Regions from separate parts of the Homo sapiens genome. Here regions 2, 3, 4 and 5 are each linked to region 1. The links are chromatin contacts, found by Hi-C or POLR2A ChIA-PET in ENCODE. All regions are on one chromosome and are shown on one strand. The core of a region is the stretch at or near the end of the contact, and the rest is flanking DNA. Distances in the headings are between cores, read along the strand shown.

The links. Hi-C counts contacts between places; a loop is a spot of excess contacts on that map. ChIA-PET counts read pairs that join two places held with the same protein, here RNA polymerase II (POLR2A). Pooled maps may share reads with other maps.
Region 2: a map of naive thymus-derived CD4-positive, alpha-beta T cell shows a loop between it and region 1 (16-fold over the local background). The contact joins the promoter of EHBP1 here to the promoter of VRK2 in region 1. A Hi-C loop is called at or near these places in 3 of 168 maps with a recorded cell type or tissue (CD4-positive, alpha-beta memory T cell and naive thymus-derived CD4-positive, alpha-beta T cell) and 10 of 50 pooled maps. POLR2A ChIA-PET finds 5 or more read pairs at or near these places in 1 of 52 experiments (activated B cell).
Region 3: a map of CD4-positive, alpha-beta T cell shows a loop between it and region 1 (10-fold over the local background). The contact joins the promoter of CHAC2 here to the promoter of VRK2 in region 1. A Hi-C loop is called at or near these places in 2 of 168 maps with a recorded cell type or tissue (CD4-positive, alpha-beta T cell and naive thymus-derived CD4-positive, alpha-beta T cell) and 7 of 50 pooled maps. POLR2A ChIA-PET finds 5 or more read pairs at or near these places in 1 of 52 experiments (activated naive CD4-positive, alpha-beta T cell).
Region 4: a loop to region 1 is called in a map of naive thymus-derived CD4-positive, alpha-beta T cell, with 21 times the contacts of the local background. The contact joins the enhancer-like site here to the promoter of VRK2 in region 1. A Hi-C loop is called at or near these places in 1 of 168 maps with a recorded cell type or tissue (naive thymus-derived CD4-positive, alpha-beta T cell) and 6 of 50 pooled maps. POLR2A ChIA-PET finds 5 or more read pairs at or near these places in 1 of 52 experiments (GM12878).
Region 5: a map of naive thymus-derived CD4-positive, alpha-beta T cell shows a loop between it and region 1 (22-fold over the local background). The contact joins the promoter of XPO1 here to the promoter of VRK2 in region 1. A Hi-C loop is called at or near these places in 2 of 168 maps with a recorded cell type or tissue (both naive thymus-derived CD4-positive, alpha-beta T cell) and 13 of 50 pooled maps. POLR2A ChIA-PET finds 5 or more read pairs at or near these places in 2 of 52 experiments (CD4-positive, alpha-beta T cell and CD4-positive, alpha-beta memory T cell).

The regions. Positions count from the first base shown.
Region 1 is chr2:58,045,345-58,048,458 of GRCh38, forward strand. VRK2 (VRK serine/threonine kinase 2) reads left to right here and starts at 1,462. Exons shown (of 13, transcript NM_006296.7): 1 at 1,462-1,524. LOC107984043 (formin-2-like) reads right to left here and starts at 1,889. Exons shown (of 3, transcript NR_171623.1): 1 at 1,180-1,889. RefSeq lists enhancers at 730-1,285, 1,175-1,294, 1,286-1,841 and a silencer at 1,445-1,714.
Region 2 is chr2:62,704,102-62,707,215 of GRCh38, forward strand. EHBP1 (EH domain binding protein 1) reads left to right here and starts at 1,612. Exons shown (of 23, transcript NM_001142616.3): 1 at 1,612-1,951; 2 at 2,796-3,114. The coding sequence starts at 3,091. RefSeq lists an enhancer at 1,319-1,458 and silencers at 1,489-1,748, 1,869-1,948.
Region 3 is chr2:53,766,176-53,769,289 of GRCh38, forward strand. CHAC2 (ChaC glutathione specific gamma-glutamylcyclotransferase 2) reads left to right here and starts at 1,629. Exons shown (of 3, transcript NM_001008708.4): 1 at 1,629-1,846. The coding sequence starts at 1,712. The region is part of intron 1 of ASB3 (ankyrin repeat and SOCS box containing 3); the gene reads right to left. All of the region lies in intron 1 of GPR75-ASB3 (GPR75-ASB3 readthrough), which reads right to left. RefSeq lists enhancers at 1,601-1,950, 1,971-2,160.
Region 4 is chr2:61,693,031-61,696,144 of GRCh38, forward strand. No RefSeq gene overlaps it. Among named protein-coding and RNA genes, the nearest start is that of XPO1, 160 kb to the left of the region's middle. RefSeq lists enhancers at 1,432-1,561, 2,834-3,114 and a silencer at 1,702-1,861. Within about 2 kb of position 1,706, at least 29 of the 41 ENCODE cell types and tissues checked have a DNase peak (open chromatin) inside an H3K27ac peak, as active enhancers do; they include GM12878, where a contact is called at or near this core.
Region 5 is chr2:61,536,721-61,539,834 of GRCh38, forward strand. XPO1 (exportin 1) reads right to left here and starts at 1,636. Exons shown (of 25, transcript NM_003400.4): 1 at 842-1,636. RefSeq lists enhancers at 207-266, 1,361-1,620, 2,189-2,978 and a silencer at 2,111-2,250.

The DNA of each region.
Region 1 (3,114 bases), core at 212-2,711:
ACCTACAAGTAATCTGCTGTGGTTGCTACTGGAGTTGTTTCTTCTCAAAAGGGAGCCGGGGAAGTGGTGGAAAGCTAAACAAATTTGGAAAGGAGGAAAGAGTACCCAATATGGATATTAGGATTATTATGCATCTGTTACATAAATATCTGTAATTATGCATCTGTTATATAAATATCTTAAGAAAATAAGAAAGGACACTGTTGGACCAGTGAATGACTAAGGGCACAATTATTCTATGGACTGTTTCTTTAAAAATACTTTTTTGTTTGTTTTTAGAAACGTCTTCTCATGCCATCTTTCATTTTGGTGACAGTCTGAAAGATGTAGGGAGCCCCAATTCCTTATTCTATCAAAGTCATTAAAGGGCTCTAATTTTCCTTTCAGTATTTGTATCCCAACCAATTATTGGTGGTTACTATGTAGAATGCTGACGTATTAATAATCTTTGTCTAAGCATTTGTTTGGTTTAGTCTAAAATATAAGCTTACTATGAGTCTTTTTTTTCTTTCCTTCGAGACTGAGTTTCCCTCTTGCTGCCCAGGCTGGGGTGCAGTGGCGCGCTCTCTGCTCACTGCAATCTCTGCTTCCTGGGTTCAAGCGCTTCTCCTACCTCAGCCTGCCGAGTAGCTGGGATTACAGGCGTCCGCCACCACGCCTGGCTAATTTTTTGTATTTTTAGTAGAGATAGGGTTTCACCATGTTGGCCAGGCTGGTCTCAAACTCCTGACCTCAGATGATCCACCCGCCTCGGCCTCCCAACGTGCTGGGAGTACAGGCGTGAGCCACCGCACCTGGCCACTATGAGTCTTTATGTATTAGAAAACTGCTTAATAAAGTCCTCACCTTATTGTCATAATCTTATAACCAATAACCTTATAATCTAACAACAAGGGTTATTTCCATTTCACAGACAAAAAAACCTGAAGTTTGTTAATTACGGTGTTAAATTATCCTACGATTAATGGCAGAAATAGGTCCTGAACCAATATGCCTTTGAGAACTTAAACGCGGTGAGTTACATACAGGCCCTCCTAACTGGAGTCTTCGCTAGTACCAATAGTTAGTTGCTCGGCGAGAGCTCGGTAAGGACTAGCCATTTGGAAGCTCGTAGTACTCAGGTTGTGGTACAGGAGATCTAACACTCCTACACAAATGCATGTCGTGCTTATTTCGTACCAAACTGGTCTGGCGGCGGTTCTTCGTCCAGACGCTGGCGGGCCAGGGTGGAGGTAGTAACACAGCTCCCATTCCCCATGTAGCCGCGCCCTCTCCTTCCCCTGGGCGTCTCCGGGGCGTGGACAGGCCGCTGAAAGGAACCGGCTGCGGCCTGTGTGAGGCTCCGCGGGCCGCTGCACTGCGAGGCCGACGCAGCTGGAGAGAAGTTAGGCAGGTCCTAGGGAGGGCAGGCTCGAGTGCTGGGCCCGCCTCCCCGCGGGACTGTAGGCCCGGGGGCTCCGCCTCGTCGCAGCGGCAGGTAGGAGGCGGTGCGCGCGGCCCGGCGACGGGGGATCCTGAGGCCCGGTCAGTCTCTTGCTCTGGGGTCTTGGGTGGCGGGCGGCACCTCCGCTTGCAGTGCCGGAGCCGCGGCCCCGCTCGGAAAAGGGCTGCCGTCGGAGTTAGATGCCGGGGACTCCGGGCCGTCCCAGCCCCCGGGCCTCAGCTCCGGCCCGGGCAGAGTCGCTGCTTCCGCGTTTGGTTCTTTTTTCCCCGCTGGGAGTGAGAACAAGGCGTCCCCTTCTACTCACGTTTGCCAAAAGCGGGTCCGACGTGTTAGCGGAAAAGTGGGTGGAGTTTCTCTTTTTGCCGGTGCAGAGAGAACTTGTGGCGGGAAGTTGGGGCGCGGGGTTGGCCGTAGGTCCCCGGCGTGCTAAGGGCGGACGGACCAGGCGGCTGGGCCGCGCTGCTTCTCGTTACCTTCCGCAGGGTCAGGGGCCGCGGCGGGGTTGGAGGTCAGCCCAGGCACATGTTAACCCCTGGGTACCAGTTTGCTCGGAAACTCGTGTTGAGGACTCATCTTAGCCCTGGGAAGGTACCCAGAAGCCGAAGGGACACCCCTGACAGGGACGGGCCCTGAGAGGCTGTCGTTTCCCTTGGCAGATGAACTCGGGACTCGCCCCCAGGATGTACATTTCGTAGAGTCTCCCTTACCGCCTCAAGCCCTGAGGCCGCTGCCTTGCCCCAAAGTGTATTTATCTTTTTTATAATTATTTAGAATTTATTCCTTAATCAGTAGTTTACACTTTGGAGACTTTAAGTTTTAAATCAGTAAATCTGTAATAGGCACCAGCCTATATAATGTACTGGTCAAGGGAAACCTCCACAAAAACTTTTCCTGCTTTATGATACAATCAATGCTCTAGGCATAGTTCACCATCCAAATTCCCAGCCCTTGTGTGCCTATCAGGAGGAAGGTGAATATTGTTAAAGATACACGCAGCGACTCTACCTGGGACAATACTGCTAAGTAAAAAAGCAGTTAAGTGAAGGAGGAAAAACCCGTTAAAGGAAAAACAGATACTTTCTTTTATGGAAGCTAGGAAGATTATATTAAGAAAACTTTACATTTACGTATATACGTTTTTAATTAACTTTCATGTCAGAAACTCTTAATAGTTTTAAATACTTAGAGGATCATGGTTACCTTCACATTTAAATTATTTTCAGGCATGTATGCTGGCATATGTATTTTCCCCTAAGAAATTTTCTCTTTTAACTCAGAATTTCCCATTGAGAAATTTGCTAACCTATGTACAATTATAATTAGTTGATTAAAGTTGCATGGCTGTGCTGTGGAGATTATGCTTTTGTTGTTGGTGGCACAGTTGTAATCTCTAAGGCAGGACTGTTTTCACTGTGATAAACTGAGAAAGAGGGTAAGAAGACAAAATGCTGAGAATATTTTGGCAGCCCGAGAACTGATGGCCTAGTATTCTGCTAAGTTACATATCCGTGAAAATCCCTGGCTCATTTAACAAATGTTTACTGAGTACCTAGTATCACGGTGGTGAGATGTCCATTGCCATTGTCTGTGTCTTCCCAATCCAATCCTGTGTTCTTTTCTAGTGACTGAAGACCTTCTCACTTTTAACATTTTACATTCTCAGTGACAGC
Region 2 (3,114 bases), core at 362-2,861, 4.7 Mb after region 1:
TGTAGTGACTTCGTAAACCACTCAGGAAGGACATCAGAGAACTCTTAATAGAAAATAAGAATCAATATGATTATTACGATTATCTTAACATTTTAGAATTGACTAGCAAAATAAGCGATAACTATGCTGTTTTCTGTAAAATGCACACTGTGCTCTTGTATTATTAGATCATTTTCTTTATTGAAAGTGGAAATTGAATTAGATACTGGATTCAAGCCTTATATCTGTCTCCCCATCTCTCTTGATTCTTCAACATGTCTCTCCACTTTGTCTTGGCCCCCAATGTCTACAGATGGACTCAATTCTCACCCATCACTGCTCTCTCTTCCTGTCCCTGAAAGAATCCTCCCTAGACCCTAACACCTTTCAAGCTACTTTGTCCATGCACCCTGCTTTCCAACCTTCGTAAGATTGAATGATCCTTGTTTCCAGAACCCATCCCGCTTGCTTTCTTTTTATGTTAGCTTGCCTCTCTTTTTTTTCCAAACTGTCTGCCCATAGCTTGCTGATGCGCCTACTTCTCTGATTATTCCTTCTCGGTCTCTTTCCCATTTTACTCTGTTTATTCCTTAGATGCTAGGATTCCCCTGAAGTTTCATTCTTTGTCCTCTTTCTCCACACCAGGGGTCTGTGAACCACCTAAAACTGAAAACAATTTTTTGTGTTTTGAGACAGAACACTTTTTCCCCCTTGAGAAAGTATCTGTAGCTTTCATATTCTCAAAAGGGCCCTTGGCTCTTTTAACAAGATTGAGTGTCCCTGCCCTCACTCTGCCTCCTCCTTTTTGCCTTTGACCACCCTTTTTATATGCTAGCTGTTCCCAAATCCATCTACAGTTCTCACTAGGGGCAAAAGAGTCCGACAGCGAAGAGGAAACCAAGATTCAAAGAAATGTTGAAGACTCCGAACAATAAGAAATTGTACTGTACACATTTTGTGTCTAGCTCAGCTGATTCAATCCCACTGAAGACCAGTTGACTCTATGTTGGGCGGGGAGCGGCCGGGGTGTCGGGGGGTGCCTGACAGGGTCATTACTTCAGGTTGTCAGGTAAGATCCCAGGAGGAACTGGTGAAATAAAGGCTATGCGCAAAAACCCTAGTTGCCAGTGGCGGAGGAGAGGGCGCGCCCAGGTCCTGGCGGAGATGAGAACAGGAGAGAAACCCACAGGCAGCTGCACTGCCCACAGCTGCAGCGAAGCCAATCTCTAGGTCTGCAATCACCCTTAGGGGCCAGAAACCCAGCCCCGCACCAGCGGCGCCTTTGACGGACAGCCACCTTCTGCAATCACCTTGCAGTTCACTATAAACACTCCCTATTCCTCCCGCCTATCGCTTCCCTCTCCAAGCCAATCAGAAGAACGGGCGGGATCGTCCTTAGTCGGTTCCTTCTTTTTTTTTTTAAAAAAAAGGTAGCCTGTGCGTCGCATTCCGGCTTCGGGGAAAAACCACCTCCCGAGCAAGGGCAAGGCGGAGCCCCTGTGATGGGCAGGCAGTTCTACCAATGAGGTGCCCCAGCCGCTGTAAGACCCGGCCGCCGAGGTGGGCGGGGCACGCGCGGGGCCTGGCCAATGGCGGCGGGGCGGTGGAGGTTGAGCTGCCGTGGGTAGGGTTAGTGTGAGAGGTGCGGCGGGGGAGGTAATGATGATGGTGGCGGAGGAGAAAGGCGGGGGAGGGGGTGCTGGGCGCTGAGCGGTGGCTCTGGCAGGGCTTGGTAGGGTGGGGGACGGTCGCGGGGCGATCTGTCAGGGAGGGGGTGGGCGTGAGGGGCGCCGTCCGCCTGAGGGGCTGCAGATCCCGGCTACCGCGAGCGCCGTGGCTGGCTTGGCTGTTCCATGTGGCTCCGGCGGGGATGGAGGACTCGGTGGCGGCGGCGGCTGCTGCTGCGGCGGCGACGGAGGAGCGGCTATGAGAAGGGAACGGGGCCAGACTCAGCCCGACAGCGGGATTAGAGGTGTGAGGAGGGGGCGGGAGTGGACGAGCGGCGGGGCCGGGGCTCGGGGTCCGGGCTGGGGTCTTCTGGTATCGCCTGGGTGACAGGGACCGCGGACGAGCCACCGCCTGTCTCCGCTGGGGGGCAGGGGTCTGGGCTCCGTGCGTGAGGAGACTGGGCTCCGGCGGACTGTTTCCCTGAGGATGGGGGAGGGAGGCACCGCACCCTGCACAGTCCACTTGCCCCGCTGGTCATTGCTTCACCCCCAGGCAGGAGTTTCCATTTCCCTCCGGTTGGCAGCGAAGGAGCCCAAGTGGCCTGGAGCCGGGACATTGCCCTCTCTCTGCCTGGAGATTTCCCTCCACTCCTCGTTCCCCATCCATTTCCTCCCTCCGACTGAAAAATAGCATTCCTCCTGGCTCCCTAATTTGTTCCAAGCACATATTGTCGGACTTGAGGCTATTAATTATCGACTGAAAAACAAAGTTTATTAAAAAATACTCCACTTCTCCCTCTTTCTGGCGGTGGACATTAAACAGCATCCCTAGACTTTCCCGCTCTGCTCGCCCTTCAGTGATGCTAACAGGGGGAGGTAGGGCCCCGAGTTACCGTCTCTCTGGATTGTTGTTGGTGCTGACTACCTGATGTGTCGCTCCACGTCTTCGGTGTGAATTGTAATTTCTTCCTTGGTGTCTTGCATCCTTGATGTTACTGGCTTTTGAGGTCAGTGTTTTGTTTCATTGTTTAAAAGACATGCAGAGAACTGGGATGGTCTTTTGCAGCGTTATTTAACATGGGTGGTTAGTCATTTCTCATGATTCTCTCCTCATATTCTTTCTCTTTTTGTCTTTGTTTTGCTTTTCAGCCCTCCAGAATACCCATCATATAGCCCCTGAGGTGGCATGGTGATGTCTCCATGAGGGAACCCCTTCCCACTCATCCTGTCACGTATATCATAGTGTTCTTGACTGGGCCATTCATCTAAGATGGGATTTACCCTGTGAAACAGGGAGAAGACTTATGGACCCCAAGCATCATTTCGAGTTGTAGTTGAGTTTTTAAAAGACATACATGCAAAGTTCCTTTGCTTTGGACCCTCTGCATTATTAAAGCTGCTGTATTGCTAACCCAGAACTGCTCCAGTGTCTTGACTGATCATCATGGCTTCAGTTTGGAAGAGACTG
Region 3 (3,114 bases), core at 379-2,878, 4.3 Mb before region 1:
ACTGACTGAGCATACTGAAACCAACAGAGAACACCATGAAGAGATGAGCCCGGTTTTCCTACATAGCCCAGAAAGTTCTTAACAGAGTTCTTGCCCACATCATCACCTCCCTCCAATGCTCACTTCAAGTTCCCCTCCAGTCAGAGTCCAGTATAGCTCTCATGTGACTCTCTCGAAGACACAATTTCTTGTTAGTGACTCTATGAAGCAGTTTGGATATGGAATACTTATTTGATTACATAACTATTGTTAATTTTCTCAGATGTGATAATGGCATCACAGTTATTAGGAGAATGCCCTTATTCTTTTTTTTTAGGGAACTTGTTCTAGGATGAATGTCCTTATTCTTATGAGACACATGTAGAGTATGTGGCAGTAAAATGTCATAACACAAGCAACTTCAAATGTTCTCCATTTAAAAGTATAAATAAAGTAAAAAGGAAGTACAGCAACTGTGCAAAATGGTAATTACTGGATCTAGATGAAAGGTATTGGTCATTACACTCTTTTTATCTGAGTTTTCTGTGTATTCAAAATTTTTCAAAAAAGAAGGGTTAGCAACCATATCAGGCAATTTGAAACCACAACTTAGAGAAAATAGGAAAAGACTTGCTTTTTTTTTTGTTTGTTTGTCTGGTAGCAGCTTCCTGCTGATTTCTTTATAAGAAAACAAATAATACCCCTTGAATCTGAGTGTTTTAGCATTCAAGATCATGGTATAAAAATCTTCAAGAAAGAACAATCACTTGGTAAGGTTTCTGTTTTCACACACAGAGACACAGCCATGATAGTCCAAGCGAATTTCCTAAACAATATTTTGCAGCAAGAGCTCTAATGAGCAGATCTTCAAAAAATTTTAGGATCCTTGACCCCTTGGAGAAACTCATGAAAGCTGTAGTTTCCCCCTAGAAAAGTGTACACCCCAAATTTTGTATACAAATTCAGGTTCCCCAGCTCGTTTCCAAAGCCTTTACAGGGGCCCCAAGTTAAGAACATTTGCCTGCTCTTTTGTGAACAAGCCAATGATAATACTAAAGATGAATAAATTTGTGTAAAATTTAAATATATAAACAATTCCCATTGAAATGACAGCTACTCTTTCACAAGCGTAAACTTCTATTGTAAACTTTCTGCTTTTATTTGAAAGGCAAAAGACTTTTTTTTCAGGACATAAAATCAAATATGAATTACATTCCTCTGGCTGCTGTTATATAGGCAAAAATCTAATTTCCAAAGCAGAACAAAACGTGTTTCTAGGTGCTTTGCTACCTGCGGTGCTGGTACACCGCCTCCGTATCTGGACACGAGTGACGACTCCTGCTCTTTTCTCCTTCCTCGGCCCCGTTAGAAATAAGCCCAGTTCCAATTTCAGAGCCAAATAGCTCCAAAAAGCATTGTGGGTATTGTAGTTTTCTGCACACGGGCACTAAAGGTAGGTTAGGGTGATTTACGGATGCTGCAAAAGAATCCATTGCTTACTACACCGAAGGTCAATGCCTCTTGACACCCTAATCAAGGAAATAAAATAAAGCTGACTGAGATCCGCTCGGAAAATCTTTCTGGATCTAAACTCCCAGTGCGCTTTGCGCCCCAAGTGGCCATCGCGCCTGCGCCCCGCGCGGCCGGTTACTCGCTTACCGGAGGCTTCAGTCCCCGGCGGCGCGGCGACAGCTAGGGTTCACGGCCACTGGGGCAGAGGAGCCGCGAGAAGATGTGGGTTTTTGGTTACGGGTCCCTGATCTGGAAGGTGGATTTCCCCTATCAGGACAAGCTGGTCGGATACATCACCAACTACAGCAGGCGCTTCTGGCAGGGCAGCACGGACCACCGCGGGGTCCCCGGCAAGGTGAGGCGCCGGTCAGCTCCCCACACTTACTGCCCCCTGACCCCTGCTCCCCAACTCCACACACAGCACCCACACCCTAGAGAACCACACCTTAGCGCTTCATGGGGCCAAAGCACATGGCTTGGGGTAACATTTCTGTAGATTTTCCCTGCCACCTGCCCGCCATCTCTAACCCAGCCCGGGCACTCCTTCCGAAGCTGCTTAAGATGCCGGTGGTTAGTCTCTAGAGACGGCGAGAAGCGCGGGCACAGGCGCACGAGCTCGCACCAGGCTGAGTGCGGAGATGGGGACTCCATCTCTCTGCAACCTCTGCCAAAAGAAAAAAAGTCCCATTGGCGGGAAGATGAATGCTCATGTCACCACAGAGTTGAAATAGTAAATCAAGTTGCAAATTCAGCTTTTTAGCAATTAAATTTGTTGGCATTTCTGCATTCTAGCCGACTTTCATGAGCTTGCGATTAAACGTGCATGTTACTTCTAGGATTTCTTTACATCTTTCAAAAGTTTTATTTTCTGACACACAGGATTGCAGAATGAGTTTCCAAAATTTTCGCTGGTTATTAAGGAACTCACTTTGGTTTTCAGTACTAGTGAAGTTAAATGAAGTTCTGGTTATATGAATAACATAGTACCAAACTCATTACTATATCCAGCATTATTTTAATGTTACTTTCTTGATGGTTCTCATAATTATAATATGAAATGTAAGTTCATTGATTCACTTTTCAGTCAGTCCTACAAAGACATTAATCTCAATATATGTATAGAGAATTAGCAGCAGCTCACTGCTTATGCAAATCAGCTTTGTACTGGCTACAAAACAACTAATCCATAAAGAAAACTAAGATTGAGGTAACTAATAATTTGGAAATTGGTCAATGGAAAGTGGAAAAGATCAAGGCGCTAAAGTAGTTTGCACCTGCTCATAAGAGAGACATGGGATTAAAATCACGAAAAGAACCTGAATTAGAAACCATTCTATCTCAACTAGAGTTGGTCAGTTAAGAACTTGGCTTTTAAGTAGACTATACTGGCCTATTGGGATGTTGGACACAGTGACCTGAAAAGGGGCAATGGCTTAGGATAAATGCACATTTACAGATCAACAGAAATGTCATGGCCAAAGTATCTCCAAGAATGTTCTAGAACAATATTCAAGACATTAAAGAACTAAGCTAAATTAAATGGCTTCTGAGTTGTCAGTTTTGGCTGGGCCCGGTAGCTCACGCCTCTGATCCCAACACTTCGGAAGTTTGAGCCAGGAGGAC
Region 4 (3,114 bases), core at 456-2,955, 3.6 Mb after region 1:
CAAACTCTACCACCCGGGTTCAAGCGATTCTTATGCCTCAGCCTCCCAAGTAAGTAGAACTACAGGCATGTGCCACCACGCCCAGCTAATTTTTGTATTTTTTGTAGAGATGGGGTTTCACCATGTTGGCCAGGCTGGTCTCGAACTCCTGAACTCAGGTGATCCACCTGCCTTGACTTCCCAAAGTGCTGGGATTACGGGCATGAGCCACCACGCCCAGCCTTTATATATAAACTTTCATGTATGAAATCATAATGTGGTTTCTTTGACGAGTTTTATAACATCACTCATTCTGCATGATTTTAAAAAATCAGCTTTACTGGGTTATGATTTACATTAAATGTACCCATTTACCTGTACAGTTTGATACACTTAGATAAATGTACACACCTGCATTCTGTATGATTTGGGGGAGACAGGTGACCTGAGTTCAATCCTAAACTGATAATTTACTAATCATGTGACCTTGGGCAAATTACCTTAACTTCTGAAAGCCCTGGTAAAAATCCCACTTGATAATAAAATCGAGTCCAGGATAATAAAATAAAAATCAAGTGGGAGTACTTTTCACTCTGTAACCAACTACTGCTGAATTATTCTTTTCCTTTTTTTGGACAGTCTCACCCTGTCACCCAGGCTGGAGTGCAGTGTTGTGATCTCTCCTGGGCTCAAGCGATCCTCCCGTCTCAGCCTCCCAAGTAGCTGGGATTACAGGCGTGCACCACCATGCCCAGCCTGAGATAGCTTCTGTAATTATTCTAGCACAATGCTAAGCACTTGCAGCAGGTGAGTGGTTTGTTTCCTTTACACTCCCTACAAGAAATGTGAATGCAATGCTCTTCAGTTTTGGAGAACACAGGCAAACAACTGTATGTGCTAAATCATCTGACTTCATTTTGATCACAAGGGCTTCCACCAGCCAATGAATACTTGCTGTGAATGCTGCCCAATGTCGGGCCTGAGGAAAACCAGACAGTGGCTTCATGTCATTTTTTAAATCATGTCTGATATATTTCATTGGAGCTTTTCCCCCCCAATACCCAAAGAGATACCCAAAGAGAACTCTGAAAACACCAATACCCCAATTTCCTGCTTTGTGCCTGCATTTCTCTAAATATTTCCATCTGAACTTTGTCTGCGAGTATTAGGTCAGATGTCTACTGTAATTACCAGGCATCCTGGGGACTGTAATTAAAAGGCAGTTTGAAATGACTGACACTTTGATGGTGATTCTAGCCATTTCTATTTTCTGACAACGAATCTTCCTCAAAAATTTTACTGCCCCCTCATGTCCTTGCTCCCTGATTTTTCTTCAGTTAGGCACTCCGTAATTCAGCAGCATTCTTTTCTTTCCACAATTTATCTCCCTACTCCCCTTCTCATCACTTGGGTCCGGCCGGTGAGCAAGGAGGAAGAAACCCAAAGGGATCTTCAGGGTCCGCGCCCCGCAAAAGGTCTCACAGCAGAGACGTACAGGAGAGGTGACCCAACCCCCGGACCTGGATGGGGCCCTTATGGGAAAAACCCCGTGTTTGCTTCAGGCCATTCTATGCGGCATCCACGAGGTCTGTGGGCCAGCGGCACGGCGCGGCCCTGTCCCCCAAAAAGGAGGAGAGGCAGGAGGAAGAGGAAGTGGCCGTACAGGCCGAAGCCTTGTGGAGCCTCAGTGCGGGGCTTGGCCAGGTCCTAGGGGGCGTGGCCTCGGAGGCGAAAGCGCAGGGCGGGGCCGAGGTGTAGGAACCGGGAGGGGCCTCGTGGGGGGAGGAGACTCGTGGGGGCGGGGCCCAAGGGAGGCGGGGTGGGGCGGGGCCGCGGCCAGAGGAAGCCCCTCCCGGTTTCCCTTGACAGGGTCACCTGCCTGCAAGCCACCTGCGCTCCCCTTCCTCTCCCACAGCCTACATGACCAGTGTGGGTCGCCAGCCTGAGCGAGGGTGCTCAGGTGGTTTCTACTCTCATTTTCACTTTCCAGTGCCGCTGCCGACTTGGAGGGGAGAAAGGGGCGGGGCAAACCCTGGTTTCGCCCCCCCGCCCTCAGGCTGGCTGCCACGCGGGGGCGCAGTCAGGGGGTCTGCGCTGTGTGGGTAGGGGGTCTTCAGGGCTGCCCCTCCGCAGTGCCACCCTAAGCCAAGATTCCCACCCCTGAGGCAATCCAGGATGAAATGCACACTGGCTGGGGTCATGTTAAGTAACAGAAGTATTCCCAGGCCCCAGCTATCTAAAAATATTCTTCCAGCTTAACGGGTTAGTTGCCTTTTTTTTTTTTTTTTTTGTATTTTGTTTTTTCCTTTAAGTAGAAAACTGGACCCTGAGAAATACGTACGGCCAGGCTAACCTGTGAGCAGCAGGACATGGCACACCCTGGGAAGCGAAGACAAGGTTCTCCCTCCCTCCCAATTGCTCATATGTGACATGGGTCCTCTCTCAGCGGCTCCCTGCACAGGATTCTTTTTTCAGAGAGGCTATTCCATTTCTCTAGTTTTGTGACACCCTCTTCACTGAATTCCTTCACTTTAGCTTAAGTCTTGATTGTGTCACCTACCCCAATGCTAGTCTAAAGGACTAAAGAGAGTAAGCCTTTCGAGGAAAGAAAGAAAACTATATAATTGCTTTTTATGTATTCGGTTTAACCAGCCAACTTCTGTGCTACACGGTGGGAAAACAAAGACATATATGACACAGAAAAGTAACTATACTCCAGCATTATACATTTAATAACAAAAACATATGGTAGACACAAAGGTAGAATAGGTGAGGGGGTGACTAATTTCATGAGATATGGGGAATGGGAGCCTAAGAAAAAGTTTTGGCCGGGCGCGGTGGCTCGCGTCTGTAATCCCAGCACTTCGGGAGGCCGAGGCGGGCAGATCACTTGAGGTCAGAAGTTCAAGACCAGGCTGGCCAACATGGTGAAACCTCGTCTCTACTAAAAATACAAAAATTAGCCGAGCGTGGTGGCGCGTGCCTGTAGTCCCAGCTACTGGGGAGGCTGAGGCGGGAGAATTGCTTGAACCCAGGAGGCGGAGGTTGCAGTGAGCCAAGATCGAGCCATTGCACTCCAGCCTGGGCAAAAAAGCGAGACTGTCTCAAACAAACAAAAATACAAGCAAGCAAACA
Region 5 (3,114 bases), core at 386-2,885, 3.5 Mb after region 1:
TCGGAGGAGGCATTTAGACCAGGCGCCTTAAGTTCACCGCCCCTTTCTCTATGCAGCATGGCCTCGGCGTGATCAGAGGAGGTCCGGGCTGAGCCAGTACTGAATGCTTCCTCTACTACACCACTTCCTCCCACCCAACCCAAACTCACAGACATCGGAATGAAGGAGAATCAGGGCATCCTCCACTGTACAAGGCCAACAGTAAATGGTTTAACCAACTTATCACATTCAAACCCCTGAAAAGGAACTACAAGACGGAATCCCATGTGCAGGCCCCTGAAAAACTGATCTTTCCTACTTCACATGCCACTCTGCAAAACCGGAGAGCTTTCGAGTTTCCTTGCTGGAGGAACAGGGAGTCGGCAGCCCCTCCCTCCCCCATCCCAAGCTCTCCACCGAGGGGGCCACGTGATGCAGGCGGACGTTTCAATGCTGCTGCACTAAATATTTCTGGAAACTTCCACTCCTAATAATTTACAGAGATGTTCCTGAAATCACCCCAACTTCTCCCCAGCCCCAGGGGCTGGGGAACCCCTCCCACCCCGCGCGGGGCCCCGCTTCACTATCACACTCCTCGCCTTCCTCCACCGCCACCCGCACACGCGAATGACCCAGCAAGCGCTCCCCTCCCGAGGCCGCCTCCCCGCCTCCATCCCCCAGCGGCAAAAGCGGCTCCATTCAATCGCAGGCTCCGCTGTGGGCCCGCCGCGCCCCCGGCCCGCCCGCCGCCTCCCGGGCTCGCTTCCCGCGGCCGCCGCCGCCGCGCCCCACGCCGGCCTCCTCCCGCCCGCCCGGCCGCGCCGCCGCCCGACCCTCGGCCCCGAAGACACAGTCGACTTACCCAGAGATTGAACCAACTGCTCCTTCCTTCCTCGTTGGGGGATTAGGGCGAGGGAAGGTGGGGAGGGGGGAGAGGGGACGAATCAAGGTGGGTTTCAGTTTTCCCACCTCAAAAAAGGAAATTAAAAAAACGGACAGGAAAAGGGCAAAAAGAGCTCAATAATATTTACTATTTCAGGGACGCTTCCCCCAACACACACACACACACACACACACACACACACCCGCCCCCCCCCAAAAGGGGAATTAATCTGGGGAATAAATGCTCCCGCCCGGCTGGGGAGTGAGGGAAGGGGGAGGGAACGGGGTCAAGTCCCAAAGATTCAGCCCCAGGGGGACCCTCCAGCCACAGGCAGCAGCAGAAGCGGCAGGAGTAGGGGGTGTAGAGTCCACACGGCCGGGGAGACGCTCTGCTGCCAGTTGCAGTCCGACTCCCCCCTACCAAAACACGGCTCCCTCTCTCACGCGGCTCCGGCGCTGGCCCCCCCCCCCCCAAGGCTCGCCTAAACTTTCCCCCCTTCTCTTGTTCCTCAGCGACTGGTGGTTCCCCCCTCCCCCTCTGGGTGGTTGCACGGACTGCAGCAGCAAAGACTGGAACAGGCACCGCCGCCGGGGCTGTAGCTACTGTTGCTCTTGCTGATGCTGTAGCTCCCGCTGCTCCTGCCGCGGCCGCTGCAGCCGCTTCTCCCCCTCCTCCTAGTGCCTCAAACTCGGAACCGGTTGAAACCGGTTCAGACTGGGAGATTCCATCTCGGTTGAGTTTTCAGCCCATGGCGCCGCGGAGCGTTTGGAACCTGGGCCTCCGCCCCCAGCCCGCCCTCCTATTGGTCAGTTCCAGCTACAGCCGCGCCATGAGCCTATCTCTCATTGGCCCGAGCGCCAGTCAATCCCGCCTCACGGCTCCACACGAGCCCGCCGCTTCGGCCCCTACCTCTTTTCAGCAGCGATTTGCCCGCAGAGTGGGGGAGGGGAAGTGGGGAGGGTCGAAAGGCAAGAGGAGAGGGGTGGAGGAGGAGGAGGTGGGACGAAGAGCAGGGATGAGTAGAAAAGAGAGCGAAGGAAAGCCGCGTGGAGGATTCGTTCGAACGAGCTGTCAATCAAGAGCAGCCCGCCCTCGAGCTCTCGACTTCCCTTCCCCCTGCGGCCCTCTCCCTCCCGGTGCCTAGTTCGCAGGCCCGGCCTTTCTCGCCCGCTCATTGGCTGGGCCTCTTCGGTGACGGAGAGGGTGGGGCGCAGCTCGTGAGCTGGTGGCGGCGCGAGTTTGATCGGGGCGCGCGGCAGCGTTCTCTTTGCTTCCCCCGGACTCGGCCGGCCCGCCCCCACCGGCTCCCGCCAACCTGCGGGGGCCTGAGCCCGCGGGAATCAGGATCCGCCCTTCGGATGGGGGCTGCGTTCGGAAAAGGGAGGGCACACCCAGTTTTGAACTCTGGAAGGGGTGGAGAAAAGAGGGAAAAAGAACGCTTCCGAGGCCAATTTTAGGCCCCAGACCTCTCTAATCCATTTTAGAGGCCTGGTTTTGGGGCCAGGTAGCTGAGAGAGGGGTTGGGGTGAGGCGCAGGGCGTGCATTCTTGGCGCCTCGTGATCTTCTCAGGGTGTCGGAAAAGATATCGAAATACTTCTTGGGAAAGTCTCCTTAAAATTTCAACTCTGTCTCTCCAGGCTGGAATTTGGCTGCTTCAACAAGCAACCTTTCCTGAAAACCAAAACATTGTAATCCCAAGTGATTGGTTTGACAGCGCATGTTTTGGCTGGCTGAGCTTGCATGCCAACTGCGTCCCACCTGGTGCCCTTGATCTGCAACACTCAGATTTTCCTTTTACCCTAGCTGCACTTCACGTACTAAATCATCATCAAATAGTATTTTCTGTGAAAGTCACATGCACGTTGCCTTTCACGTGGTTGCCTCTCGTTTGTTCCCAAGCGTCCTCCAAATCAGCTTTACAGATTGTTCTTTGCTTAAGAGCAAATAGCCCACCAAAATTTACTAGGCCCTTTGTGCCACCAAGAGGTAGATAAATGATTTATTGAATTAATAACAATTTTCTTTAGCAAATGTTCATCCACGATGGACTATGGCTAACCTCAAAGCACCACTTATTCTAACTCCCCCTCCAATAAAGAAAAACGCAACAACTCAATGTTTAGATGTACCAGAATTATTTTGGATGATTTTCAGACCTAAGTTTTTATTCATTACATAAATGAATAATATCAAGCCATTTTATATACATATATAATACATATATAATGTACTATGTATGATATATGATGTG